Regions from separate parts of the Mus musculus genome. Here region 2 is linked to region 1. Evidence: chromatin loops called from intact Hi-C (ENCODE). Cell type or tissue: left cerebral cortex. All regions are shown on one strand. Links, peaks and the distances in the headings refer to the core of each region. The heading gives the core; the rest is flanking DNA.

Region 1 (14,240 bases), core at 5,411-10,410:
AACAGAACTGCCCAGTGAAATACCTAAAGAGAATCAGAGCCAGGAAGTGGATTTATGCATGTCTGGTTTTACAGGCCATGTTTTACCCACTCTGTACTATTTCTTATCATCTGTAGAAGTGGCAGATAACCATGGAATAAAATACGCTCCTCTTGGGCTGAGGAGATGGTTCAGTGAGTAAACCACTTGCTATACAAATATGAGAATCTGAGTTCAGCTCTGCAGATCCATGGAAAGCCAAGTGTAGTAGCACACATTTGTAACTGGAACATTCCTACATAGAGATGAGAGGAAAGACAGCCTCCAAAAGGCGGCTTCCAAAGTGTGTCTGGCACACACTGGAACAAAGAAGAAAGAGATCAAACAAGGTGGAAGGCAAGGCCTGACACCTAAGGTCATCCCCAGGTCTCCACAGGGGTGTTCTCACATGTCTGTACACAAACATGTACACAAATAAAATGGGGGTTTTAAAACGTTCCTCTTAACTCTTAAAAGGGTAGGACAGTCTACTTAGAGTTCCTAGTTTCTGAATCTGCTTGAATAATGCATCTGTAAGAAAGAGGAAGAAGAAGAGGAAGAGAAGGGGGAAGAGGAGGAAGAAGGAGAAGAGGAGACAGAGGAGGAGGAAGAGGGAAAAAAGAAGAAGAAACAGACAGCTTACACTTCAACTCTTACAGAATGAAAACAGGGTAAAGCTTTTACTCCTCAAGATTAAAGAGAACATAGGATGCAAAGAAAAGAAAACTCTAACTCACCTGGATTAAAGAGTAGTGTAACTTTTGCCTCTTTCCTTGGAACCATCAAGGCCAATGAGGCAATGAATCAAGGCCATCCAAAAGCCTTGCTTAGGTAATTTAAACCACATTTAAACAAAGCCTCCAGTAATTCTAGTTTTTGAGGATCTGGCATCAATACTGTGTAAACATGGTAACTGTACTCTGCTGACAGAGTCAAAATCAATGTAAATTTGGGATTCAGTTTTACATATAAACAGGTAAAATTATATGTGGTATACACGAATACTGATGCAAAGAAAATGGTAGCTATTGTTTTCTATATGTAAGTACCTAAGAACTGTTTGCCTCTGAGAACAATGTCATTACAGGGCCCAAGTCCCATCACAACAGAGATGTCTGTATAACAGAAACCCTTTCAAGCCTTGGCTGACAGCCCCTATATCTCAAGCAATATTTAATCTGAGACTTCAATTCACAGGAATAGAAACTGACCTGTATTTCCAAAGGTAAGATTTGAATGATTTCATCTCTAACTCCTATTCCATGATACTATGAGTTGGAGGGATGTACAATCTAAACCCATGAGTACAAAAACTAAACACAAAGGCAGAAATGAAACCATTAGTGCTCTTAAAGGGAGATACCCAGTCTTTTTACTTGAGGACACTTAGCTATGAAAATGAAGCCATGAAATGAAGCAGATGATGCTTTTGCTTCTTTTTAATCTCATCTCACTGAGAGACAAAACAGTTAAGCTTCGGAAGACTGGTGAACAGTGTCCAGAGAGTTTCTACTAGCTGGGAAAACCGGGCTCCATTTCCTAACTTTTATCGGCCTGGGCATTCTCATCTGTAAACTGTGACTGATACTATCGACCTTCAAACTTTTGGTAAAAGCTAAATGGAAGATATATAAAGCACTCAGTAGAGGGTCTGATGTAGTGCACATGCACCCCAGAGTCCCTGTATTTAGTTTCTCTCCCTCTTCAAAAGCTTGACCTTCTTAATTACATAGAAAAACCAGTGAACAGAAGTTGAGGAAATATATAGTCTCAAATGTCGTCTGGATAAAGGTATTGCTCAAAGGAGCACAGAACCAAGCCATACATAAAATATACTTGCCTGGGAGAAAGGTCTAGGGACCAATGTAAGATACACATACTCAGAAGATATAAAGCGAGTAATCTGGAATCATAGCCACAGTTGACTTCTGGGTATTTTGCCACTCAGCCTTTTGAAAAAGGCCAATAAAGCCAATATCAGTGTTCCATTTTCCTAGGTGAGGATGCAGATTGCCTGCTGCTGTAACTATCTTCTTTTGGGTACTACTTTAGGTAAAGGAAAAGGACTTATTTAAAAACTAATTAGTCCAGAACCATGCATTATGCTGTCTCTCTTATGTAGGATAGTATGGAAATATTACAGTGTACTCCTAATTTCTTTGTGTGGAAAACATGTAAATATTCACAAAGGTTTCTAACATAATTCTGATTTCTGTGGTTTTACATTTTACTGATTTTAGATGTTAGAGCCTACTTATCTAATTTTATTCTTTGTAGGTACAACATTCCAGTCTTTTTAAAACAGCCATAGTGTTAAAGGTTATGTTCGGGGGGAGACTACTTTATTAACAAAATGTGAAGGTGGGTTTGTCTACCTTTACAAGTCTTTGGGCTTTTAAATTCCTTTAAAAAGCTTCCCAAAGCCCATTAACCCTCAGTACCATAGAGAACAGGAGATAGCTCAGCATTTCACAGAATTACAGAATATTAGCCTTAAACTTTTCTTATTCTTTTATTTTTAAAAGGCTCAGAAAAAGTGAAAGGTAAGGTTCGTGTGCCTAACTAAATAGCACACACAAGCTAGAAGAGGGGCTCCCTCTTACAAGATGCACATAAAAATAAACCAACAAGCTGGACAGAAATAGTAAAGCCCAGAGAAAAAGCAACTGTGATATCCTTAGGAAAGAGGCCTGAGAAGAGAGATGAAAAAAGAACGAAGTCACTAAAGCAAAAACGTTAAAATAGCAACAGAAACCAAGTGGTAGCAGTAGGAGTCTATACAGAGCCGACAATGACAATGTAGGACTTAAAAACACAGAAGCATCAACCAAATTCTTGGCCTCTATTTCAATAATTACAACCTCCACCCAATCCCCATTATCTTAAAATGGAGGCAGTAACAAGCATCAAACTTTGCCCTTTGATCTTACCTCTGATAAGGGTGCAAGCCTTGACTATTCTGAAGATGTGTTAACTACCTATGCCACCAGGGCACTAACCCTTGTTCCAGCAGGCACAGTTCTCTTAATGATCTCTGCTGCCTCAAAGAATGGGCATCTGTCCTCAAGGTGAACCCTTTCTCTATCCCACCAGTGGCACTGCACTGTTTTGCAGGTCATTTCAAGGTCTCTACAGGCTATAGAAAAGGGTAATATACTTGTGATTACATGAGAAGTCATGAAAAGGTAGCATTGAAAGAGTTAGCTCCTGAAGTACAAGACTAAGAAATACTGTTCCTTAAAGAAGCACCAACTCCGCCCAGAGATCACATTGCTTAGAACGTGACCTCATAGGAGCAATCAGGAGACCATAAAAAGCTGGGCAGCTTTCCTGCCCTCCTTCTTGAGTCCCACCTGTCCCAGCAGGCGGGAATTCTGGGAGGAGCCCTGAGGCACAGCCAGAACACCAGGGCCGGCAGCACCAGCTGCTCTCAGCCTTGCTGCCCTCCCTTCCTCCCTCCCTCCTGCCCTGCGTACTGATGGTTCCAAGATATCTAGGCAGCTCAGGGGTGCCCACCGCAGTCACTAAGCCCACCCTGACGCCTGAGTGACCCTACCCCATGCGCCACATGCTTTTTGTACCTTTACTCTGGGGAGGGTTCTGACTCCGGTCCCGGAGGACGTTGATCTGGTAGACAGCTCCATAAGGCTCAAAAAGTTCTTTCAGCTCCTTTTCCGACCAGGACCTAGGGATCTGTCCGACAAACATCTTAATGGCATCTGGGTCTGGCTGGTCTGAATGATCCAAAGCTCCGTTCATCTTGTTGGCTGTGCCGTTACTGTCAAAAACGGAACCAGGAGCCAGAGTTAGGGCTTCAGGGTGAAGGACAGGAAGAAAAAATAGTGGGGGTTGGGGGTGAGGAGGCGGAAAGAGGAAGAGGAGCACAGGGGAAAGTGCCTAATGAGTCGTAGAAATTTGATGAAGTAAAACAAAGCAGAGGCACCATTAGGTTGCTTCTGAGCAGCAGCGCGATGCTTTCACTGCAACTGCTGCTGTTCAGCATCGACTCCGGAGCACAGGGCAGTGACTGGCCGCCTGTCACCCAGGGCATGGGCATCTCAGAACCCAGGCTTGGGAGGCAGCTGCAAGTTAAGTGCAGGTCTCAATTGGCAAGGCTGCCATCAACACATCACAAATCAGCAGCATTATCAGCTCGGCACTGGTTATCCCTGAGAAAGAAAGGCTGAGCTGGATTTCTCACCCTCTTCCCCCATTCCCCGCCCTTTTTCAGAGGTTTTGGAAGAGAGGTGGTAATAATAAAGTCACATGGAAAGAAAATGAAACACTTGGCAGTCCATCAGATGACTAATGCAAGATGCTGGTGATGAATTTGCAGAGTGCGAGAGGCATCCATGTGTGCATCAAATTAGTACGTTGTTGCTGCTCAGAATGGAAAGCGCTCCAGCTATGCAGCTCAGTGCAGCTGATTGGCTGCTTGCACTGGAGAAAAGGGCCAGAGCATGGGGGGGGGGGGGAGGCTCCCCTTTAAAAAGCACATTGTTTATGGGACCCAAGCACAAAGGGCTTAATTCAGAGAGGCAAAAGTGATCTCAGAATTGCCTGCTTTGTGTTGGGGAAAAAATACACCACAGAAAGTTGAGTTCCCACTAAAGGACACTGAATATTTCAAATCTTTCACACTCCATAAATTGTTCTCTGTATATCTGACTTCCAGATGTTGCACTTAAGTTCTAAACAATCACACGTTTGGGAAAGAGAAGAAAAAGGTCTGCTTTTCTTCCCCTAGCTTCAGTAAATATTTGGGGTGGATACAAAGAATAAGAATAAGGCATAAGCCTTTATATGTCTTCCTATCATTTCCCAGACCCAAATCTGGGAGAGAATACTTGTCACAAGTCTGATATGATAAAGTCATTTCTTTTTACCTGGGGCTACCCCTCTGACAATAAAGCAAGCCAAATACCCTTTCCTGATAAACCCCCCCCCCCCCCCCAACTAACACACTGTCTATACCCCAGGTCTTCTCTTTAGAATGCTAAATGCTTCTGAAGATGCCCTTCTTAGTTTACTTCATCAGTCTGTGGAAATGCAAAGAGCCGGACAAGTGCAAAGCCAGCAGCCCAGGAGCTGCAGCCTTTTAAGCAGGCGACCACTGCACTAGTTAAGCATGTCAGAAAGAAGAAACACTAAGCAGGTGTGATTTCACTGTCGCCTCAGAGAAATACCAAAAATGCACTAGAAAAAGATCTAAAGCAGAGAGAGTTCCTTATTTTGTTGCCAGAAACAGACAAACAAAAAGAACACTTTAAAGATGCTGCAGGTCTAAACTCATTAGACTTGAGTGCCCCCGCCCCTTAAAGCATGTCTGCACTCTTTAGCATGGGAAAAACTGGGAGCTTTGGAAGGCAGTTCCTGAATTTGAGGACATAGTGAAAAGTCTGTCACATTCACACAGACCACCTCCTCCCCCAAAAGCTAAGCTCTTGTAGAACGAAAAAAAAAAAAAAAACCAAAAAACAAAAAAACCCCAAAAAACTCAATTCAGATTAATTCAGAGAGGCAATGATGTCAGACCCTCTTCAGTAGGTGTTGCTTTGATCTCTACATCTCTACCACCTCCCCATGTGACCACTTTGTTTTTTAATCACTGAAGTAACATGATACATTTTTACAGCATTCACTAATCGATCTTATTGTTATAAAAATGCTCTACAGAGTAAAATATTGAATGCAAAAATTTTTTTAACAATTCAGGTATAATACAATGCTTGTTTATATTAGCCTAGACCATTTATCTTGCTCTCATGCACCTATCTTATTTCCCATCACTGAGAATTCAATAAACAATTTAGCCTGTGGAGCTGTGATGGCACAAGGTGGAGGTGGCTCAGCTCTTTGCAGTAGAGGATACCATGTCTATAGCACTTTGAATGCTGAGAATGTGGCAAGATTCACTTTTGGGACAGGAAGGACTCGTGGTTACTGCTGTTGACAACCAGCTAAATGAGAAGAGGAAGGTATTGCCACAAGTCTAAGCTAACAGAAAGCAGAAGTTGGACAATGACTCATATAGAGCAAGAGTTAGACTGCAGTACAGTTGTCTAATATCTAAACAAGAGTTCTGGAGTAAGCACTAACTAATGCTCACATCACAAATGAACATTCCTTTTATGTTTTCCCAAATAACAGAAACTAACGGAATCAAAGAAGGAAGGAAGCTGCCCAGAGCTCCTTTGGCCTTTCTATAGTAGAAAGTGCTTACTTCATGTCTCCCAGTTGGTTGTCCAACCTAACACCTTGGACCCCTTACCATTCAAAGGGCAAACACATGGGCTCTGTACTCGGACATCATAGCTTTCTACTGTGCTACTTTGAGCTTCAGATCCTTCATCTATAAAATGGCAACAACAGATAACACCTCATAGAGGCACATAGCCTAGAATGTTCTATAAATGTCTTGCTATTCTCACTGTGAATGCACTTCCTTTACATACTCACCACAAGTAATCACCATAATTCTATTTTTTACTTAAAAATTCTTTTGGTGTAAATCCAAACATGACTCATATCTTTAGTAATAATAGTATCTTATATATACCAATACTACACTATGTACATTACTTTTTTAAAAATTGGCCTTGGTTCTTTTTGTTTGTGTGTGTGTGTGTGTGTGTGTGTGTGTGTGTGTGTGTGTTTTCAGTCTTACTTTGTAGACTTGGCTGTCTGGCCTGAACTGGCTATATAGAACAGCCTGACGTTGAACTCACAGAGATCTGCTTGCTTCTGCTTAACAAGAGCTAGGATTCCATGGTGAACAACCACATCTGGCAGTGATTTACATTTTTTTTTCTTTTCTTGGTTTTTCGAGACAGGGTTTCTCTGTGTAGCCCTGGCTGTCCTGGAACTCACTTTGTAGACCAGGCTGGCCTCGAACTCAGAAATCCGCCTGCCTCTGCCTCCCAAGTGCTGGGATTAAAGGCATGCGCCATCACTGCCCGGCTACATTTTTAATCATTAAGACAACCCTATGAGAAAGTAGTTTTTCAAATGGCAACATCTGAGAAATAAGTTCCCTTCCTAAGGATACCAGATTATGAACTATAGTTAGAATCCAAATCTATGCCCCTGGGTCCCAAACTGCAAAGTATTTCTAATCCACCATGTGGCTAAACATTCGGTACAGTATGGCTTGAATGGAGTAAAGACAGCTCAAAACAAATCAAAGACAAATTCCAAAGCAAGTCTTACTGGGTTTCTTGAATCACACTCCCAAATAAAAACAGGAATGCTGGAAAAATGTACACACACCACTCCTCTATCTCTGGGAAACAAGCTGCAAACCACCCAGTTTATGAGCCTTTAAGGCTGCTTTGAAACCCACATCTTCTCAATTACCACATAAGAAGATCACCATCTGTCCAGAGCCTTTCTTCTCTACTTCTAGAAAGTCACTCGGATGAGTAGCTGCCACGTATCCTTTTTTATATCCCTTTTTGTCTGCCATCTTGCAAATGATCATTTGGAAAGTGTACAATAATTCTGTCTGTAGGAAAATGTAGTCATATAGTATACACTAAAACCACCACCAAACACTCCCAATCGAAAACATTTATTTTGGCTATTCATATGACAGTGACCCTCTTATTATTACTGCATCTTGGTGTATAATAATTTTGCTAACTTTGTTTTAATACACTTTAACTTCTCCTTTGGACTGAATCTTTTCTCTTGGCTGAAGAATATTTCTTTTGGAAATCTGGTGACTTCAGTTCTCATGTGGCTGTAGGGACAGAGACTTCCGAGTTAGCCAAAGATCATGTGTTAATCATGTTTTAAGTTAAGCTTTTGGGGGTTCTTGCCAGGGACCATAGGTATCCAAGGAACTTTCATAGAGAATTATAGATACACATACCCCCATCTCAGCCAAACCTTCTCCTAAGAGCTTTGTCAGAAAAGAGTCTGCATGACTTGGAATGCTAGGACTAGCTTGCTTTTCTTATTCCGTACTTTCCAAGGAACACAGTATAGTACAACTTTAGATTCAAATCTAAATAATATTAATAGAGGGCCTACCCTTTGCCAGAAACCTTTGCCAAGTATCTGACACACAATATCATAATAGCTCTTTGGAACCATCTTCATTTTAGAAATGAAGCAAATGAGGTCCACAGAAGTAAGGTGCCTTTCCCCAATGCAATCTCTGTAAGGAATCACACTATAAAATATGGATACAGTAAGATTTAAAAGCCAACTGTCTGCCCTTCTTGTTCTATGACCTCGACTTCTTTGGCGAAATCCTGAGGTAGTGGTGTTTCATGAGACTCTGTGGCCACTTGCAAACCTTGGACACAGACATATACGTCTGTGGGCACCTTGCCTGAAAACTTCAACAAGACCCTGAATACCAATTGTGTTTTGCCCTTGGCCCTCTAGGACAGGTGCCAAGTGGAATGGGAGCATAAGTCAGCGAGCACACGGTCAGAGACACTGCTGGCATGAGCCTCAGAGTCAGGATGGAAAGTGCCGCTACTGGAAGGGCCACTTGAGGGCTCACTCGCAGCTTCCAGCACTGCACTGACCTACTTCCCTACTCCATTTCCTAGCAAAAAGAAATCAGATCAACAGAGACCATGCACACCCATCCTTGCGTCCTCTGAGAAAGCAGAGTACCATTCAATAGAAGTGGCTCAATGGATTATTATTATTAACTTCAGGAAAACATTTTATAAGGTCTAAAAATTTTCAAGTTTCCTTTTCAAGACTGGAAGCAAAGAAACAGATTTTTGATTTTGTATTTTGTCCTGTATTTGTTTTCTATATTTAATTTCCTTTATCTCAAAAAAAGCAACAAACTTACAAAGCCAAAACTGCTATGAAAAAAAAAAATTCCTGCCTCTGAATACTGTTGTCTGAAGATAGCTGATCTTCTTGGTGTTAATAAATAATAATATTGTTCTTACCCTTTTATTTGTTTGGTTCTTACCTTACTGTTTTTATTTTTGGGATGAGTGCACTGGTTCAACCGTGCTGATAGAAATGATCCCCATCTCTATACCCCTATCACTAGCACTGCAGTATGCCAGGCAGTAGCTACATATTGCTACTGAGTACTCAACTATGGTTAAGGCAACGATATAAACACATTTTTATTAATTTTCTTTAGGTAGCTCTAGAAAGAAATATACCTTCTTTCCTCCTTTTAAAACACTAGTTAGAGCTGAGACTCACTTAAACATATTATTCTGAGGGAGCCGTTTTGAAAATACTATTAAAGCCGAGTTGCCTAACCATAAGCAGATAATGGGCCAAAGGAGCTGGCCTTGGCTCAGCATCAATTTAACTGTGTGCCCTCAAGGAAAATCAAACACTCCTCTGTACCTCATTCATCCCACTGTAAACCAAAGAGAACAATAGTAATTTAATGTTATTTAAACATCAATTATAATATATGGTTATAATTTCTACAAAAGGCTATAAAAATATAAATACTTGTATTCATATAAATACTTGCATTAATGTTTATAAAAATATGCTATCTCCAGTGTGTTGGATGCAGAGAATGACTTACTGAAAAGATAATTTAGATAGTATAACCAGCTGCTTGAAACTTTGGTATAATTCCACATCCTGTGTCTAATTTAATCCCCAAAGCTCAAGGCATATACATACAGGCCAGAGTGTTAACAAGGTGTCATGTATGCTGTGGGGAGCAACACAGGCTTAGATGGAACTGTTAGTGGCCAACTGCCAAGGGTGCTACCAAAGAGCCATCTCTCTCAATATGTCCCAACATTCTTCCTAACAAAATGAGCTGCACCTCACCATTTCGGTCAGCTGACAAAGCCACTCTTTACACGGGTTTAGGAATAATTGTCTAATACCACGTGTACTTAAGAGAGAGCGCACAAAAGACGAGACTGTTTGGTTGTCATGGAAAGCTATCCAGGACAGAGCTGCATAAGGCAACAGAGGAAGAGAGGACTGGCAATGTGTCTGGTGCTTCTAGAAGGCTACAGGATGGGCATGAAATTCAGCAGTACGTGTCCATGTGGGCAATGTTGGTCATTTAAAAAGAACATTATCTTCTCCACAGAATGGCAACATGGTAACCAGGAGCCAGGCAAAAACACCATATAGAGTCTTTAGAAGCCACAGCTACCCACATGTGTCCTAACTGTAGCTAGGTTGTTACATAAGATGTAACTATAATGATGCTCCTGTATTTACTTGGAAGACACTGTTATCTCTGACCATGTAGAGCAGAACCTTTTGAATTACAGGCATGTCAATTATAAAATAAGGGCCTACATTCTCTGGGGTGAAATGGCACCATATCAGCAACCAAAAACTTCATGGAAGATTAGCTGGAATAAATAATACTCAAAATATCTGAAGGAGATAAAAATTCCTTTTCGATCATCAAATTTTAAGTAAATTAGCTTGTGTTATTCTGAAGGAAAATTCAAGGTTACTTTATGTACACGTACATGTAATATTGCTTGTCCATAAGATTTTTACAAAAAATGAGGGAAGGATCCCAATAAAGGAACTAGAGAAAGCACCCAAGGAGCTGACGGGGTCAGCAACTCTAGGAGGAACAGCAATATGAACTAACCAGTACCACCAGACCTCGTGACTCTAGCTGCATATGTAGCAGAGGATGGCCTAGTCAGCCATCACTGGGAAGAGAGGCCCCTTGGTATTGCAAACTTTATATGCCCCAGTATAGCAGAATGCCATGTCCAGGAAGTGGGAGTGGGTGGGTTGGGAAGCAGGGGGAGGGGGAGGGTATAAGGGATTTTCTGAGGGGAAACTAGGAAAGGTGATAGCATTTGAAATGTAAATGAAGAAAATATCTAATAAAAAAAATGAGGGGGAAAGAAATGTCGTAAGAGTATATAGGATAGATGGAAGGCACCCAGAGGCCCGCCTGCTGCATGGCCCACCCAGAGCAGGAGCCACTCAGAGTGGTGGAGAGCTGGGAGAGAGAGAGTTGATGGGTTTGAGCACTGTGACGAGAGGTGGAGCTGGACACAGAAGAGTGGAGAGAAATAGCCTGAGCTGAGAAGCCTGTCCTGCCACCTGAGCTCATCGAGAAGTCCTGGCCTGTGCTGCCACTAAAGGCCGTGTCTCAGTGTATGGCCATGCAGCAGCTGGGGTCTGTGCCAATATCCATGGCTCATATTACCACCAAAGGCCATGGGGACATCCCTGCACTGGGCTGCCACCTAGGACAATGTTGCTGTCCAAGGGCTATGCAGAGCTAGTCCTGACCCTTACTGCTGCAGCACTCTAGAATGCTGGCCCCACACCTCACCTGGGCAGCACAGTATAGCTGGCCTTGGTGGAGAGGGTGGGGGTGAGATGGCCCCAAGGCCATGAGAGACAGAGAGCTGGCCTTGCCTTTTGCCAGCTGGGGCACTGAGTGAGCTATCAGGCAGTGCTAGAGAGCTGGAGATGGTGGTATGAGTGCCAGAGAGCTGCAAGGGTGACCAAGTCAGCTAAGCTACTACACAGGCCCAGATCCAGGGCTTTGAGTTTGGTCTATGGGAACCTCATCTACGTGGACAAATGAAGGGGTGGAGCAAGCAGAGTGAAAGCAGCTTAGGATCTGCTGGATCTCCTTGAAGCAGGACAGCAACAGGACATCTGAGGGGAGTCCCTGTGAGGATCCAGTATTGATGGTATAGCAGGAGCGAGAGGCCTGGAACCAGATCAATGACTCACTGTAGGGAACATTTGCAAGCAAAGGTGTGTGGACAAAAGGCTGCACTGTGTGACACACTGTGATACACTACAGCTTCCACAATGAGATGTGGGCTTTTTTGTTTTTAATTTTTGTTGTTGTTTGTGTTTTGTGTGTGTATGTGGGGGGGGGGGGGAGGCTGCAAGGTCAGAGGGTGGATATGAAGGAATGGGGAGACAGAGTGGCATTGGTGTGTATGATGTGAAATTCACAAAGAATCAATAAAAAGTTTTTTTTTTAAAGGGTGTACAAGACATTTTTTTTCTTTCAAAAGTAACTTAGAAACAACACACTTGTCATGGATGTTTTACTAAACCACTAGAGTTTATACTGGATTGTATTTGGTCAGAGATCTGAAAGCTATACATCTGTTACCAAGGTAAAAAGTAGCCATGACTCTCAGGGAATGCTCCTCTTTAGAAGAGGTCACAGAGTACCAGCATTTGGACTCACCAAGTGAGAGGAAAACCTGATTACCTTATCTCCCTCCATTTGACTGCTAGTAAAAGGCAGAAAGCTGGAAAACCCCTACAAAGAAGGAAATTTGGAGGCATGCGGGGGGTGAGTGATGACTGAACACACAATAACCCTTGCCGGCAAGGCTGCCGAGCACCGGCTGCACACTGCCCTTGATGACAATCTCCTTTCCTGCTGTGCTGTGTCAGAAACTGTTCCGTGGACCTTGGGGCTGGAGCAGAAGGCATTTTCACTACGCTGATAGGTATTTCTGACGAAGGTTTAGAAATGGCACCAGGGAAACAATCATTTTAAAGAAGAGATACAGAGGCCCTCATCTTCCCAAAGTGCAGCCTCACCCTGACACACCCTCCGGTGACAGCCGACTGCTTCCACCTTACAGGGTCAAAATTCTCCAGGCTGCCCATTGAGAATGAATGTCTTCCCAGTTTGTTTTACGTGCTCATACCTGACTGCTGAATGTGCCTGTCCACTGGGGGCAAGGAACTGAAATGGCTCTCTAGGAAGATTGAGAGGATATTATTTTGGCTATCAATAAACTGAAAATTAAGATTGTTATGAAATGAAGATAAATACTGCAGGAAATCAGAGTGGGTTCCCACTTCCCAAAATGAACACTGATTTCTTCTTTTACTCCTACCTACCTCACCTGTGTATAATCTAACTTAAAATAATAAGATAAGTCAATAAAAAATAAATGTCACACAAAAGAGGGAGAGACAATATAAACATGATGTCTGGTTTCCTGCAGACCAGGTTTTTCCAGCTGTAGTGTAAGTAGCGTCCCGTATAAGACAGCTCCCAAGGAAGCCTCCCATCAGCCCCCACTCCCTGAACGCACCAGCCCAGCATGCTAGATCCAAGTCTGACTCTATGACTTTAAACAATCAAAGCCAAAGGACGGCGAACTCTTGCTATTTCGTATAGATGACCAGGAGACTGAAAAGAGTAGGAGGGGAGAGGCACCAGGAGGGTGAGAGAGGGGGTGAGGCAATGCTGACTAAGGGGATGAGCCCTAGGAGAACTTCCTCCTAAGCATGCCAGTGAGACCAAAGGCTGAGGGCCACTAGGAGAGAACTCTGGCAGAGATCCCTGGCTGGGACAGTGGTCAAGTGTGCTATTGGCCTTGTAAAGGGTAACAGGCTAGCCATTCAACCAATGCTTATGGTATGTATCCTGGAGTCCATGATACAAAGCCATTCCTCTATCATATGATTATAAAAACATGCTATCCCATATAGTACTATTCTGTAAAATCTTAATAGTCGGCACTCTTAATACCAAATATAACATACTGATTTGGAAATTTATACCTCTTCTTTTCAATAAGAAATTATCTTTAGAATCTTGACCAATAAAAATAATCTAATATCTTCAATCAACAATAGGTTTTGGAATTTAAATTACATATTCTTAAAAATGTATACCATCACACCTAGCTCCCTAAACAAATAGAATTAAAATGAGACTAAATGTGCTCAAACACAATGGCTCTTATGCTAAGAGACAGAATATCATTATATAAAAATTCTCCCCAGATAATTTTTGAGACATTTCTTCATTTTTTGACATTACATCTGGCACAATGAATACAGATGATCATGTGTTTATATATCTGTGTAAGTGCCTTTCCTAAACATAGCCAGATGGAGCCTTCCAAAATGAAATTAATTTTAAATTAATTCACTCTGGACTTACTCCATTTGAGGCAACAGCCAAATCAACACGAAGTCATGAACTTGTGAGAGCTCAGGTTTCTCACCATCAAGGGAAAAATTAGTATAAGTATTGCTGTTCCCTCCACCCTAAAAGAAATTATTCCTGTGCCATCACAAGCTGCAAGATCTGGACTGCACAACACTGAATAGTGGCAAAATGGGGTAAAATTTTCTCTTGGGTTGAAATAAGATCAGGGCAAATATTACATTCAGTATTCATAATGATTTGAGATGATTCCAGTAAAGATCAGTATCATTATTACTAACATCATCGCTGAAGATGTTATAATAAATTTGCCATAAAGGCTGAGCCAGGTACC
Region 2 (16,644 bases), core at 5,433-10,432, 360 kb after region 1:
ATAATAATAACACCTCCGAATTTAACATTTTTATATTTTCAAAACTGTCTCAAATGCTTTCCCTGGGGAAATACCATTCACAGGAAAGCTAAACCTACCAATTCCTCGTGGATACTGCCAAAGGTGCAGTGTAGACTCAGTGGAGATGGTGCGTGAACTCGCCTGTTTTAGCTTAGGTTCTAAATTCTGGTGTGAGGAGGTCAGAGATCACTTTTTCCATTTTATTATTCGTTTGCTTAATTTCGAGATAGGGTTTGTCATCTGGCTTCAAACACACTTTGTAGCCAAGGATGATTTTAAACTCTTCCCCTACTTCCTGAGAGCTGGGGCTGTGGTCAGGCATGCTGAGTTTATGTCAAACTCTGGACCAAACCCAGGGTCTTTTGCATTCGAGATAAGCTGTCTACCAGTCTACCAGCAAGGCTTAAGTTACTTAGCAGCCCCAGTATTTACGAGAGAGAGAGAGAGAGAGAGAGAGAGAGAGAGAGAGAGAGAGAGAGAGAGAGAGTGAGAGAGAGAGAGAGAGAGAGAGAGAGAGAGAGAGAGAGAGAGAGAGCATTACTACATACATTCTACCTGATCAGTTGAGTTTGTATATGTCAACTTTTCCAAAATTGGCCTGAGACCGGAGTGGGCGGGGGGGGGGGGGGCAGAATTCACACGAAGGACACGCAGTTCTTTAGATTCTTCAAGTGTGAGCAGTAATGAGATCTTTTGAAAAAGTTTACTCTTCTGTGTGAGCTTCCAGAAAGTCCACCATATTCTACATCATCCCTTCAGTGGCCTCTGAAACAATTCAACCTCAGGACTCCTTTCTGAGCCGGAGGACCAGCATGGGGAGCATTGAAATAGCCCGGACCGCCCTGAAGGAAGCCTGTGTTCTCTGTGCTCTCCTGCAGCCAAACTCGAGGAGCACTTTCATGTGCCTGCCCCGTCTGTCTGCTTAAAGTTGTGCCTGTATCAGAACACTTGGGCCATGTTGGCTTGTCACTTAAACCCAAAGCAGGCACTTTAGAGAATGCCAAGCTCTTTTTCTCTCTCTCCCTCTTTAGCTGGTGGGGGGTGGGCAGGAGCTGGCCCTGAATTGAAATAGCGCGGGAAGAGAATGCGAACAGGCCTACCTTAACGCTTTCCAGCCTCTCAGGGAGTCCAGGTCAGAGATTAGGGAAACCATTGTCTGAGAGCTGCGGAAAGAAGGCAAACCGGAGAGCAGAGGTGCCTGACAGGGCGACAGGGACGCAGGCAGAGGTGGCTCTGGGCTCAGGCCGGAGCAGCAGCGCCCAGCAGCTCAGCTCTTCCTCCTTCCAGGACTGATAAGCGCTTGTCCTGGCTTCTCTCCACCCCCTGAATCAATCGTGTGCTCTATTACTTCCCAGACCGGTTCCAGCTCTCCACACCACCCTTCAAAAGCCCCTGTAATCTGCTCCAACTGATCAAATTTGACCTTTTTTGTAGCCCACTTTATTCCAACCAGAGTTCTCAGTTAAATCTCTCTTTATTAACTCCGTCCTCCTCGGCTTTCTTTTGGAACAAACAGGGCTCAAGCTTGAAGCTTCCAGACTTTAGGAGCAATCATTTACAGATTACCGCGGGCTGTAGCCTTCTCCTCCTTTGGGGGGATTCTCCTGCCTCCGAGATCTCCTTTCACATTCCCTTCAGAAGACTGACGAGGCTGCTTTCTTTCTGTCTCTCCCCGCTTCAGTCTGGGACACCAATACCAGGTTTAGAGCTTCCCTCCGAGGCGCAAACTGCATTACTGCTAGGGTTTGTTTTTTAAAAAATAATCTCGAGCCATACTGCTAACAAGCTCGAATTTACTGTGTTTTCTGGTGTCAATTTCCTACAGTATTTCCCTCTCCCTAGCCCCTCAAGCCCGCATTCTTTCTCTATTTAAATAACACAAAAGGGACATGCACAATCTCTAAAGATGAGGTGAAAATGTCAGAATGTCTACCAACTTTCCCTTCCTGTCCTTCCTTAATTTAAAATCAAACATCAGGTCCCTGAGATGGCCCAGTGGGTAAAAGCACTTTTTCCCCCCTTTTTTCCTTTTTTTCTTTTTTTGCCAAGTCTTTGATTTCTGGAACCCCCATGGCTAAGGAGAGAAGAGAATCTTGCAAGCTGTCCTCTGACCTCCACACAAGTGCTGTGGCAGCACACATACAGCCACACACAGCCACAGTCACATAGTCACACAGAAACAGACACAGAGACACAGAGACACAGTCACAATCACACAGACACAATCACAATCACACAGACACACACAATCACACAGATACACACAGAAACCGGCACACAGACACACACAGAGACACAGTCACAGTCACACAGAGACACAGAGACACACACCTACAGAAATAGACACACAGACATATGCACGCACGCACGCACGCACATATGCATGCACAGTGGAAGCAAGCATTTGAACAAACACAGAACTGTTTTCCTGTGGTGTCCATGGTTCCTGGCTAACCCTTCTGTACTGACAGGGTGAGGGATTTCTTTCTTAGTACATGGAATTCTTATTTTCTTGAGCACAGCCTCCTGGGCTTGGGCTCGGTCTTCTCTGGGGGATTTTCACTCTTACTAATGCTTCTCAGCAGCTATGGCAGGAACGCTTGCCCCTGTCACCTGTCCTCACAGGATCCTGAGGCAGACAACCTTGAAATCATCCGGTCCAGGCACTCAGGCTGTCAACGGTTTCGTTAGAGCCATGAGCCATGAATATCCTTCTTGTGTAACAATTTCCCTCTATTTCTTACTCTAATTTTAAAAAGAAAATTTCAGATCATTACCATACATGGAGAAACAGCTTGGACGAATCAAATTCTCCTGTGCACCAAGAGCAGACGGAGACCCTCACAGCGGCCTCTTCATTGGAAAGAAGTTTAGAGGCTGGAAAAAGCTTAGTCCTAGAGTTGCTGAGCTCTTGAGTAGTATAAGTGAGGTGCTGGGTTTGAATCCCCACAGCACTACCCAAGAGAAGAGGACTTCCTAGGTCACACTACCCAGCAAGAGGCATCCCTTAGGAGTACTAGATGTGATCCAGTGAGCGATCACAAGTGCCTTCTCCTGAAACCTGCAGGTGGTGGGGTGGGGTAGGGATTACACTTCCCCACGTGTTAGGTAGAACTCACCAAATATTAAAACAAAATAAAATGAGAGAGATGTGGGAGAGAGAGAGACAGAGAGAGACAGAGAGAGAGAGAGAGAGAGAGAGAGAGAGAGAGAGAGAGAGAGAGAGAGAGAGAGAGAGAGAGAATGAATCTATCTCAGCATCAGAGAGAGACATACTGAGTCTGCTTTTGGGAGCTGCTGCTCTTATTGTTAAACGTTCTTGTCACTCCATTTTAATTTCTCCTCTCCGTCCCTCTTCTCCGTGCTCCCCACCCCAGTTCTTAAAATAGTCAGTTAACCCTCAGTGTCCAGCTGCTTCCTTTCGCAGTCATAAATATCATCCTAATGGCTGTGAATGACACTCTTCAAAAGTGTGACTATCTTTATGCTAAAATTAAAAGACAATTTCATACCTTGTAAGAGAAAAAAAATCCACCGCCTCTCTGGGACTTCATGCTTCTATCTGGGCTGTTTGTGCCCTCCCAGTATGAAGCTGGGGCCATGTCATAATCATGTGTAAACATTTACATAACGCTTTTAATCCCCAAGTGCTTCATCCAGTGTGGCTAATAGCAGTAGCCTTCATATAGAGTTTACTTCCAAAAGGCTGCCAGCGCTCAGATAATTAATAAAGTGTTTCTCCCTTTAGAAAGTTAGCAAGAGAAAAACAAAAGATTATCATGAAATAGTTTCTGCAATTATAATGACATCATCCTTATCTCATTAGCCCACTGTACCACAGGGATCCAGGGCTGGGGAAGGGAGAGCAATGAGGCCTTAATATTTAGAGTTCAGGGTTAATGGGAGGAAAGGCGGGAGGAGGAGGGACCTGGCTTTGGGCCAAAGGACAAATAGATGAGCATGATTCTAAGTTGCAAAATAATTTATTTTGTTTTTTTCTTAGACAGGGTCTCACTGAAACCCTGTTTGTCCACACATACCTGTCCTCTAGTCCAGGCAATTCTCCTGCCTCAGCCTCCCAAGCACAAAGATTGCAGACCATCAGCCCACATGCCAAGAAAAATAGTCTTTTTGATCAGTGGGCTCTCCAAAACCTTTTAAAGGCAGGAAGTAGAATCTCTCTTTCAAACAGAACCTTGCATCCAGACCCAATAACTGGATAAAGCAAAAGTCTATCTCAAAGTAGAGAGCTGGGATGATTTCCTTGTGTGTTGGCACACACCCTCCTCGTAGTTAGGTTGTTTATGAGACCAGTAGAACTTTTCCCTTCCTGTTATAAATGAGGGCTCTGGGGCGTGAAGAAATGAAGCAACTGGCTCGATCCCTGGGCACTGTGCTTAGCAGTCATGCCTACAAGCCCACCTGGGCATTGGCAACCCCCTCCCTCTTACAGCATGACTGCACACAGGTAGAGAACACCTTCTTGAGGGTGAGGCTGGAGGCAGGATCAGGTCAGGGCCTCTCCCTGTTCCTCTCAAGCTGCTGGAGTGCAGAGTATCCTTGGACACCCACTTACTGGAATCATTTGTTTATAAATGATGCAGAACTGTGATGTACTAATTTTTTTGTTTTTAATTTTGAGATTCAAATATCTTACATGCAATGTATATTCATTCTGTAAACTGAGACAAATTTATCTTTTTTCTCTTTTCCCTCATGGTTCTGTTTCTGCTACACTGAATGCTCATACTGAATGCATCTGTTTTCTGTTCTGCTTTGGATTTTTGAGACAGAGTCCCTCTAAGTGGTACAGGCTGGCCTTGAACTCTCTGTGAGCCTCTTGCCTCAGTTCCCCAAGTCTTGGGACAAACCGGATCAATCTGCTAATTGTTAGGCCATTGGATTTTAAGTTTCCCATCAAGTATGAGTGTGCTTATGGCAGAGAAACAATACGTTGCTTTGTTCAGATTTGAGTCAGCTTATCTGGAACACAACAAGGGAACAGGAAACATCTTATTCTCAGAAGTAAAATGTTAAGTTCACCTTGAGAAGCTAATTTTTTCCCTCTGTATCACCGTGTGAATTGCTGTGAGGTATCATTTTAAGTTTTGTTTTGCTCAGTTTTGATAAAGTGACTCCTTCACATGGAAATTAATTATTGTGTGCATTGTTCAGTTTCAGACAGAGTCTGGCTCTGTAGCCCAGGCTGGCCTTGAACTCTGATTTTCTTTCGTGAACTCTGATTTTCTTTCGTATCTCGGCCTTCTGAATGCTGGGATTGCAGGCACAAGACACCGTTTTACTTTTTTGAATTCAAAAATAAAAATCTCTTGCTCTTTCATCTCCTCTTCTCAAGCATACATGTATGTCTATGCATATATGTATGTCTATGTCTACGTGTGTATATTTTTCTTTCTTTCTTTCTTTCTTCCTTCCTTTCTTTCTTTCTTTCTTTCTTTCTTTCTTTCTTTCTTTCTTTCTTTCTTTCTTTTTTTCTCTCTCTCTCTCTTCTCTCTTCTTTCTTTCTTTCTTTCTTTCTTTCTTTCTTCCTTTCTTTCTTTCTTTCTTTCTTTCTTTGTATGTCTCTGTATGGATGTATGCCATGTATGTCTCTCTCTGTGTATGTATATGTTTCTCTCTCCTTTCTCTCTGTATATATATGTCTCTCTATATATATGCCTGTGAGTATAAATCCTTGTATATCTCTTGTATATCTTGTATGCTTATTTATGTATGTGTGTAAGTTTGTGTTGTGTTTGTCTCTGTGTGTATGCTTCTCTCTGTCTCTGTCTCTGCCTCTCTATGTATGTGTGCTAGCGTAGAGGTCAGAGGTCAACATTAGGTAGTGTTACTCAGGTGCATATGCCTTGCTGAGACAGGGCCTCTCACAGATTTGGCTAGACTGACTGGATAGCAAGCCTTTTGGGTCTGGGATTAAAATGAGTATCATTATACCCAGGCTTTTATGTGGATTCCGGGGATCAAACTCAGTTTCTCGTACTTGAGGGACAAGCACCTTTCTGAATGAGCAATCTTTCCAGCCCTCACTTTAGAAGTCAGCTCTGAGATGGTGATGATTAAAATTAGAGTTTTTCTATATCATATATTCTGACTATAGCTTGCCTTCCCTCTACTTCTCCCAGTTCTTCCCCGCTTTCTCAGTTCTAAGTTTTTTTTTCCTGTGAAGAGAGTTCAGTGTAGAGAAGGCAAACTTCACTATTTCTGTCTGCTTCAAGAAAGCAACAAAGCCTTAGAGGGGTGGTGGCTCCATGGGCTCTGGGATGCTGGTTATGTGGGCAGCAGACAGACATGCAGAGTCCCAGTCAGGACATGGTCAGAAACTGGGACTCTGACTGCACAGGTCTCTCCTGAGAACCACGCTAAGAGGGGAAGTTAATGTCAGCCAGTAAGCAGAGAGTCTTGTTTCTGTGGCATCTTGGGTAGGTTTCCTGTGCCTGAACATGTATCGTTGGAGTCAAAGGCACAACACTGGAAACTCTCAGACACGTCAGAGGAGTAGGAAACACATGATGCACAAGGCAGACAGATAGAGAAAAGGATTCACCACCAACTGTAGTTAACCCAGCCTGCCAAGGCTTTAGGAAGGGACTCCTGGAGTCCCAGCAACGCTTTTCTCCTGTCAGCCAGTGTTCAGGTTTCTGGTAGTCAGGAAATTAGTTATTTTTATTTTTGTTGTGGGGTGTGTGAGTGGATTTCATATTCTCTAGGGCTGCAGAGATAAGAGAACAATTTCTAGTATTTGTCTCAGGTACGCTCCCTCTCTTGTTTGAAACAAGGCCACTCATTGGACTGAACGTTTAACAAGCAGACTAGGTTAGCTGGTCCTGAAGCGTCTGCCTGTCATCTTGCCTGTCGTCCATGCATGTGTTTGGGGGTTCAGGTAGGTTCTAGGATTGGGGTTCTGAACTGAGGCCTTCATGCTTAGGGGGCCAGGTGCTTTATAAGTGAGCTATCTTCCAGCCCAAGAATTTCTTTTAACTACAGAAAGAAAGAAATATTTTTTTTTGTCTTTTTGTTTTTTTTTTTCCTTTTCTGACTGTTTTTAAAAGAGTGTATGTGTGTGCCCGCCCATGCATGTGCGCACACATGTGTGTGTATTGACATTCCTAGTACATGCCTGTGAGGCATCTGTGTGCTGCAAGTAGAGGCCAAAGGAGACCATATCGTGTCTTTCTCTCTTGCTTTCCTCTCTATGGTCGTATGCAGGGTGTCTCACTGAATGGAAGCTCTCCACTTTGGATAGGTTGGCCAGAGAGTTCTCTGTGGTTGCATGGAGGCTCGCACAGGCTTTTACGTGACTGACGTGGACACAAACCGGGTTCTCCTGCTTGCACCCAGTCATTCTCCTAACACTGTTTTCTAATTTTTTTTTATCTATTTATTTATTTATTTATTTATTTATTTATTTATTTTGTTTTTTCATTTTAAAAAAACGTTCTTTTTCCATTTCTGATAAAATATAGTGTCTTCCTAGGACTCCGAGTTTCTTAAAAGTTTTCTTGTTTTGGTTTTGGAAAAGCTTGTTCCTCTCCTACTCGTTTCCGGTTCGCTACTTCCTGACCGAGACTGTGCAGGTCTGAGTGCCCTGGTCTTCCCCGACATCAGAGCTGCCAGATCTCACCTTCGCCTCAAATGGCTGAGTGCCTTCTCTGACGGATGTGGAATGACTAACTGGAAATGTGTTCTGCTCCTGGAAGAGAAGGCTTCCTGGGCTCGAGGATGTGTGAAAGTTTTTAAGTTGACAGATGGAAGGAGCTAAGAAACTTGCATGCTTTTCCTTGACCCTGGAACGTTCGAGGAAGCAGTACACGCTTTTTGTGGTACACAGCAGAACCCGGGACCGACCAGGGTCACCAGATAGAATATGGTATGCTTGGCTTATGCTATATTTCAGAGAAACAATGAATCATATTTTAATATAACGATGTCCCTAAACACTGTATAAGACATTAAAATTTTTGTTTAATTAATAAATTAATTTGGAAACTTCAATTTCAATTGTGGGCCTTGTATTTTCATTTCTGGGATCTGGCAATCATATAATAGACAAATTTTCTTCCTCCCTCCCTTCTCCTTCCTTCCTTCCTTCCTTCCTTCCTTCCTTCCTTCCTTCCTTCCTTCCTTCCTCCCTTCCTTCCTTCCTTCCTTCCTTTCTTCCTCCCTTCCTTCCTTCCTCTCCCTTCCTCCCTTCCTCCCTTCTTTTCCCTAAGAGAGGGTTTCTTTGTGTAGCCCTGGCTGGCCTTGAACTCACAGAGATTGACCTGCCTTTTTTCTGGGATTAAAGGCATGTACGATCACTGCCTATTGACAGACTAATTTTCAAATAGCATCACTATTAAGGTTAGTTTATTTATCTGGACCTAAAGGTTAGTTTATCTGGATTTATAATGGTTCTCTTAACGCTATTGATAGGGTACTGAAATATAATACTCCATTTTCAAAGCTCTGTTGTAATTTTAATTATTTTCTTGGAGCTTTCCAGTATATTAGAATCCCAAACACTCTAGGTTGTTTTTAACCGAAGAAGTAATTTAAAAACAAACAAACCTACAAATAAACAAACAAACAACAGGAAAGGAGAGTCAGTTAACAAGGCTGCTGCATCTTCTTGGTTTTGCTTCCAGCTTTTGCTGTCAGAAGCCAGCACAGGAAAGGGTTAACCCTTAATCTTCAGTTACACCGAATACAAGTTGTAGATATCCTCACTTAATGGTGTCTCTAGAACAGCGGGGTTTTTCTCCTTTAGATAAAAGAATGCAGCTTTAATGGAATTCCAAGTGCCTTTGTGCTTCCCTTGCAATCTCTGATACTATGAAAAACCCAGGGACAAAGATACGTGTTTTGGTGCTTTGTCAATGACTGAAGAATCACTGTTTCAGGACACTATAAACTAAAAAAAAAAAAAAAAAAAAAAAAGCCAAACAATGAAGGATCTTGGAACAGACTAAACAGACAGCTTTGAAACCTGCTAAGAATAACGGAAGGGCCACTGTGCAATAATTCAGGGTCCACATATTTATTGGTATGCTTTTCACTGGGTTCGAGGCCTTCTTTAAAGCTTGGGAAAGAATGCTGTTTCTCATTTGGAATCTTGTTCAGCTGCACAGGAGAGCAAAGTGAAGTGGAGTCAGGAGGGGGAAGTTGGGTCTTTGCCAGACATATTTGACAAGTGAGGAAGAAGGGAGATGGGGAGGGGGGGTGCTCACACCCAGCCGGCTGCTTCACATGCCATTCAGAGGAATCACAGGCCAAATTCAGTCCATCCAGGAGGCAAAAAATATCAGAGCTTTAGTTAACTCCTGAGCTGCCAGGACAGATGCAATGTTCAAGCTGTGTTCTTTGGATTCCCAGCCTGTCTTTGTTAACACTGGTGGTTTACAGCGACAGGCACAAAAGAGAAGCCCAAAGAGAGATGTATTGTTTGGCCTCCGGGAGGAAAGCCTGAATATTGATCTCCCAATCTTTCTCTTTTGTTTTGCTTTGCATTAAACGCTGGCATTATGTTCTTGTGGATTGTGTGCTTAAAAACTCAACTCCTTGCTGGTTTGAAGAGGGAAATCTAAGTCTCAGAGCAAAGCCAAACACACTTGCCAAGTTGCCCGTCAATGACACAATGCCAACTTCTGCTTGTGAACTGCCTTGCCTGGATTATTGCCCTGGGATCATTGAGGAGGAGGCAAGCCTTCTACTGGTGCCACAGAGGAGAATGCCAATGGGCCTAAACGGAGTTAAAGTGTGCAATTGTCCAGCCAGAGTCAGAGATCTAAACAGCTTATTGTTCATCTCCCTTAAGGTAGTAACTATAGCAAACACACCAGATATTGCCTGTATAGTGTATTTATTTAGAAACCAAAGGATGCTTTAGCATATGAAATATTATCCAGCTTGTCTATCAAGCAAGGCCAGGCGTCCCACTGTGACAAAGGATGACTTTTCCCTTCTCCTTTGCTTTCTAAAAATTCCAATATGTTTCAGATCAATACTTTTGTAAAGTAAAATAAAACTGAATTACTGAACAAAAAACAAATTCATACAAAAATCTAGTTCAGCCTTCAAAAAAGAAAATTAGATTAATCATAAAATTACTATGCCAAATTGCTATGCGTTTCCAAGCCCTTCACTTCTTATGGTTGTGAAATATAACAAGGAATCCACAGATACTGTTGGTATGTTTTTTGCTCTCCAAAGAGCCTGGGTAAGACATTTTTAGCAACATGAATACAATGTACAGATATGCCCAGTAACTGGTCTAGGATACAATGTACAGATATGCCTAGTGACTGGTCTAGGATACAATGTATAGGTATACCTAGTGACTGGGTGTAGGACCTGTGTTAAACCAGGGCTTTCTAAGTCTATAGGGCAGTCTAAAGGATTCTCATGGTTAATGCACAGTATAGGTGAGCCTGACTCCAGTCAACTGCTTATTCACTAGGAAAGAGCATCTTCTATTGAGTCAGGAAGACTGGTAAGGATGTGTTAGAGTCATAAATGTAATTGTAATGGACTATTTATAGAAAAAGCAATGTGATTTTTAAACAAATCTTTTCCATGACTATAGTTAACTCACAGATCAAGCCAGAAGGAAGAAGCCAGCAGTTTGCTATTCGAGCAAAGGAAGCTGGGTTTGGTCATCTGCTCCCTGACAAGAACATGACACTACCTCCTGCTCTGAGCCACAGCACCAGAGCAATACAGTGGTCAGCTGCCCACAATAATATTGTGGCTGAACTGCAGATGTCCCACATTGGCTCTTGTTGTTTTTGCATACTTGGTCTCTGACTGGTAGTGTTGTTTGGGAAGGTTCTAGAACTGTTAGGAGTTGGAGTCTTGCTGGAGGAAGTACATTCCATAGGGGCAAGCTTTGTATGTACAAAACCTGACCTGAGTTCATATTGAAAGCAGAATTAGTTAGCACACAATGTGAACAGTTAACTACAGAAGTAAAACCACAGAAAATTGTAGAAGAGACAAACTAGAGGCATGGTAATTTCTGACTCTGCTTTCAAGTAAAAACAATTACAAAGGACCCTCTTAAATAAAAAGCAATGGGTAAAAACAGTAAGAAGGAGAGACTCATTTTTTTTTAAGGGTGAGACCCTGGTAGGTCAGTCACTCTTCAAGGTAGGGACCAAACCCAGGAATGTTTGGACAGTGAAAATTAGACCTGATGGGTTGAGAAGGGAGAAGGGACAGGTCAGAAGGTGGCTGGGCAAGTAGGGTAAATATGGGCCAGCTGGGGATGTGTGAATGCAAATGGGGTGTGAATGAGATCAAATACATTGTATGAAATTCACAAAGCATTAACGAGAATATCATTTTTAGAAAAAAAGAAAATCTTACATATTTGAGTTCTGTTAGACCTTCAGAGAAGTGTTGGATATATGAAGGAGTTATAAGAAAGCTTAAATATCCAACAAGGCACATTACATAAAATCTATGTTTATATGCACATTTTCATATCTATGAAATGGGAGAGTGTAACACCACTAAAAAGGTATTTTGATGGCATGACTTGAAAGAGTTTAAATATAAAGCAAGCAATGAAGGCAGGACATTATAAACAATGTGGTAACGGTATTTTATCTTGTTACCAAGAATTGCGTGATTGCCCCAATCTATAGAGAACTGCCAGTATAAGAAGGGGAGGTGCTCATTAAAACACATCAATTTTCCATTCTATCTATCTATCTATCTATCTATCTATCTATCTATCTATCTATCTATCCATCAATCTATCTGTCTGCATGCCTGTTCATCTGTCTATCCATCCATCCATCCGTCCATCCATCCATCCATCCATCCATCCAGGCATCCATCCATCCATCCATCCATCCATCCATCCATCCATCCATCCATACCTCCAGACCTCCACATCCATCTACCTGCCTGTCTGTCTATCTCTCTGTCTATCTACCTTACTGGAAGCAGCTTTATTGGTTCAGCAGTCTTTTTTTTTTCTCCACATCACCTACATTTTCTTCCACTCCTACTGAAGACAGCATGGGGAACTTCGCTCTAATATGAGAGCAGGTAGCAGCAGTGAGCTGGCTGAAGTGGTTCATTGTGTAAACTACTAGGACATCCCATAACCATTCAGTTAGCTGTGGCTTTTCCAATGGAAAAGAAAGCCTGTAAAGGTGTAAGCTTGCTCTGCCATGCCATCTTTTCCACATAAAAGCTGATGGTCACCTTACAAAAGGGGATCAAAACTGAAAAGGGAGCACAGCCACTGAAAACTGCACTTCATCTGGGAAGAAAAAGAATGTACTGGGCTCAGCTGATTGAGAGCAACGATAAAAACAACGGACAGAAACCACAAAGCCCTCTCTTTATGTATGGACAAAGAATGCTTTTCACAAAGCTCAAAATCCATTAATTACAGAATCACTGCTGGGTACTGTACACATCTTGCCTCACCTCTCCCTCCAGTGGCCTTAAGAGGCTTCCTGGAAAGCTAGTTTGACACCACTTTCTTGGTAATACTGTTTTTGCTTTTGTTTTTCTTTAATTTTTTATGGGAATCGGAGGAACACAGAAGAAACTGGATTTCCTCTTTAACAAGCTTTTGTTTTTCTATTTTTTTAAAAAAGATATATTTATTTTTATTTTATGCGCATTATCATCTGGTCTGTGTGTGTACCATGTTCATGCATTGCCCAAGGAAGCCAGAAGAGGGAATCAGCTGGCCTAGAATGATAGTTAACGATGGCTGTGAGCTGTTGTGTAGGTGATGAGGGCTGAGCTCAAGGGTCCTCTGCAATTACAGCTAGTGATGAGGCATCTCTACAGTCCCTCTATTTTGTTTTCCTAAAAAGCATGTTCTGTGTTTAAAGGGCTCGGGATGTAGTACAGTTGAGAGTGCTTGCCTAGCATGCTCGGAGCACCACAGATGCCTGTGATGGTGGTTCACCTCTGCAGACCCAGCATCGGAGGGGTAGGGGATGCTCACAGCCACTCTGGATTCATGAGAGACCCTGCCTCAAAACAACATCAACAACAACTAATAAAATAAAGAAGACAAGATGGAAATCAATTATACTAGCATGAAAAAAGCCCTATGTCTTTGGCATTAGGTTGGCAATAAGGACTTTGTTTTTAGAGAAAGGCTTGATCTAACCTTTTAAATAAGATTTTTTTTTCCTCGTGTGTGTGTGTGGTATCAGACCTTAAGGGCTTTCTTCTTGCTGAACCACCAGAAAGCAAGAATTCTGATTTCTTGCTGACAATGTTTAAATGAATATGCCAGTTTATAATTAGAAATGCAGGGAGGGAGAACTTTTTATAACTGAATATTTCACACATATTAAAGTTATCACAAATCCACACAGTTCTCATCCCACTTAATCTAGTGCTCTTCTACAAGGCTTATTCACTCGTAGATTTGAAGTTCTTTTCTGAAGTGTTGAGTTCAGTCTAAAGGCAAGTGTTTGGCCCACTCCTCTCCGGCTCACTTTCTAATGCTTTCCTTTGTGTGTGTCTGTGTTTCCACATGGCTTTGTTTTAATGACATAATTCTAGTTGGGGGTGGTAAGCACAGGGGTAATACGTGTCCTAGGCCAGCCTGCATTGCACAGTGACACTCTGTCTCAAAACAGACAAAACCACATTCCTACTCCTTAATCCTTATACGTGAATAATAATTGAAGGGAGTAAGCTGTAAATGTTTTCTTCAGAGGCATGGGGGAGTGTGTTTACATCCACTGCACTTTGATATTTTTCTTTTTCACTATGCTTAACTCCAGAATACATTTTGCTCTTCCACCTCTCTAGGGAGATGGTAGACCACCTGGTCACTATGGCAACATGTTTCCCTGTTTCTCCATCCCTCTCCCTACTTCTTTAGACTTCCTGTAAATAACAAGAAGCCGTTTGTTTTCTGTTAATTTGGCTTCCACTCTTGGAGTTGAATCACGATATGCAGAAAGCTCATATAGGAGTAGGGAGACAACTTGGTTAATTATGTTCTTGCCTAGTGAGCATGAGGACCTGAATTCAAGTCCAAAAACTGTCTAAAAATAAAAAACAATAAACAAGCAAACAAACACATTAACTTCCAAGTGGACATGGTGGTGTATGCTAATCACCTCACTGCTGAGCAAGCAGAGGAAGGTAGACACTGGGCTCACTAGCTGGTCTGCTTAGATTTCTTGGCAAGCTCTAGGCTAGTGTGAGACCCTGTGTTAAAAACAAAGAAAGATAGATGGATGGTACTTGAGAAATGATCCTTGAGGTTGTCGTTCACAGGGACACATACCTGCACATACATCTACCCACATGAACACACACACACACACACACACACACACACACACACACACACAGACCCACAGACCCACAGACACAGACACACACACACACACACACACACACACACACACACACACACAGTAACTTCATTTGAAAATATTCAGTCCTTTATGGGTGATAGGTTATTTCCCTGCCAGTGAAATGAGCCAATTCAAGCCAGATTAGATTATATAGGCAGTTTTTATAAAAGTTGCTCTCAGGCCAGCTCACTGGTCCACGACTGAGGCCACTGAAGTCAGCACAGAGAGAGAGAAGGGGGAGAGGGGAAGGAAAAGAGAGAAAGAGAATCTGTGAAGAGAGAGGAGGGGAAGATCTGGCAGACCCGCCCCCCGGGCTGGGAAGTTCAGGGTTTGGGGGTAGGGTATGTTAGGCAGGGACTGAGGGATGCTGGGAGAACTTGGAGGTCAGGCATTTGATAAGTAAAAAATGCACCTCACTACCCTGTCCCAGGGTCTGAAGCCTTCCTCCCATGCAGAGCTAGTTTATAAAAAGCTGCCTACCATGGAGGCTTAGGTCACCTTTGTTGTTGAATCCATTCCATCCTCCAGACTAGAAGGATCTGTCCGTACGGGCATTCAGCTGGCCTGGAGGTTTTTATGCATTATTGTTCTAATGTTCCTATAAACATTATGAAGTATGAGGAGCTATCTTTGTTCTGGTTTCAACAATGCCAACACAAAAGCACAGATGAAGTAGCTGAGCCATTAGACTACGGAGCAGCCATTAAGCATACATATTGCCTTCACAGAACCATGGCTGTATGTGCTGAATAGCTAATACATTGCTTCCCATACCTCTAACTTGGCGGGGAGAACACTTAAATATTATTTTTTCAATTTTAATGACACATATTTTAATATTTTAATGATACCACAATATGGTGATCATAGTTGGTGGCTCTCTTAAGCTTATTTTCCCAGACTTTTCTTATCCTTTGACCAATGTCTTGGCAATCCCTTACTCTCTCCCTGCTCCCTGTTCCCACCCTGTGGGAAACACCACCCTATTCTCTGCCTCTGTGAAATTACCTTTGTGAAGTCCATGTAACTTAGATCACATGGTATGGCTTATTACATTTAATATAATGCCCTCCAGCTTTATCCTTGTTACAAATGACAAGTTACTGTGCTTTTTAGGGCTGGATACGATTCTGTTGTATGTGAATACCACATATTTATCTATTCATCCCCATGAAAGAATTTAGGTTGTATGGTGGTTCATATTGAATGTCAACCATATATGTTTAAGAGTAACCATGGAAACAAACCTCTAGGCATACCTGTGAGGGATTTTATAGATTAGGTTAATTGGCAGTGGGAAGATTCCACTAGTTGTGGGTGGCACCATTCCTTACGCTAGGCTTTCAGCCTGAATAGACAGGAGACAGTGACTGCAATGTAGCATTACCTCCTGGCTATGGGAGCAATATGGGCAGCTGCCTCACGCTCCTGCGGCCATGATTGCCCACCATGATAGACTGTATCTCTTCACATTTCAAGTTCATGCAAACCTTTCCTCCTGTTTATATAAGGTTTATTAGATATTTGGTCATAGCAATGAGAGAAGTAATAAATGCAAGTTACTTTCAGTTATAGAATTCTGTGAATTATGCCACACCAACAGGCTAAAACTGTTGATTTAATTTCCTATGCATAAACCTGAGGTTGGGGTTGCATCTCTGGGAGAGTTGTGCCTTAGCTGGGGGTTTTAAAAACTCCAATGGCCAAGATGCTCTAGAAAAAAACTGAAATAGAACCTCAGAGGCTGGCAATCCAGGGCCAGTGTTGTTCAAACTTCCAAGGGATGTTTGTGTTCAGGATGAGCTGGGTACCGCTGCATCATGCAGTCTTCTCTGCTAATCGACTTGATTTAGCTGCAGGGTGTACAGATTCTGCCATGCTCCTTGGCCAATCTGAGAGAGCATTCCCAACAGAGATGAACTTTCTGAGTGGTGAACACAAGAGACTGTCCTTACTGATACGGGCAAGTATCCATGAACTCATTGATGACCTATACATCAATGGTGATAGGAAAAGGTGGAAGGAAACCTTTGCTCTCTATTCTATGCATAATTTAGCTGGAACATTTTCTATACCCTCAGCTGTCTTTGGTCCTTTGGCCACTTGATTTGGACTCAATTTTACCATTAACTGTTGTGGATAGCCCTGGGGTTGCTTGTATTTTGATGCCAATTCTGCTCTCCTGGAAGGGGTTGTGAACTAGGAATGAGTCACATCCTCAGGTGACTTCTTGTGAACCATCCCCTAATGAATAAAAAAGCCAATCACTGGG

Evidence for each region. Hi-C counts contacts between places; a loop is a spot of excess contacts. Peaks named below come from ENCODE experiments on the same cell type or tissue, not always from the same donor. Only the 100,000 strongest peaks of a DNase experiment are listed, where the experiment ranks them.
Region 2: a loop joins it to region 1, with 3 times the contacts of the local background. A loop is called at or near these places in 2 of 42 quality-filtered maps.

What each region holds. Positions count from the first base shown.
Region 1 is chr2:6,717,818-6,732,057 of GRCm38, forward strand. Celf2 (CUGBP, Elav-like family member 2) reads right to left here. Exons shown (of 14, transcript NM_001110228.1): 2 at 3,600-3,796. Among named protein-coding and RNA genes, the nearest start is that of Celf2, 160 kb to the right of the region's middle. In left cerebral cortex, for the core only: a CTCF peak has its summit at 8,519; DNase peaks (open chromatin) are centred at 5,992 and 7,364; H3K27ac peaks cover 400 bases.
Region 2 is chr2:7,079,986-7,096,629 of GRCm38, forward strand. It overlaps a transcript of Celf2 not described here. Among named protein-coding and RNA genes, the nearest start is that of 5031426D15Rik, 160 kb to the left of the region's middle. In left cerebral cortex, for the core only: no CTCF peak of the experiment used is centred there; DNase peaks (open chromatin) are centred at 7,727, 9,232 and 9,629; H3K27ac peaks cover 4,520 bases.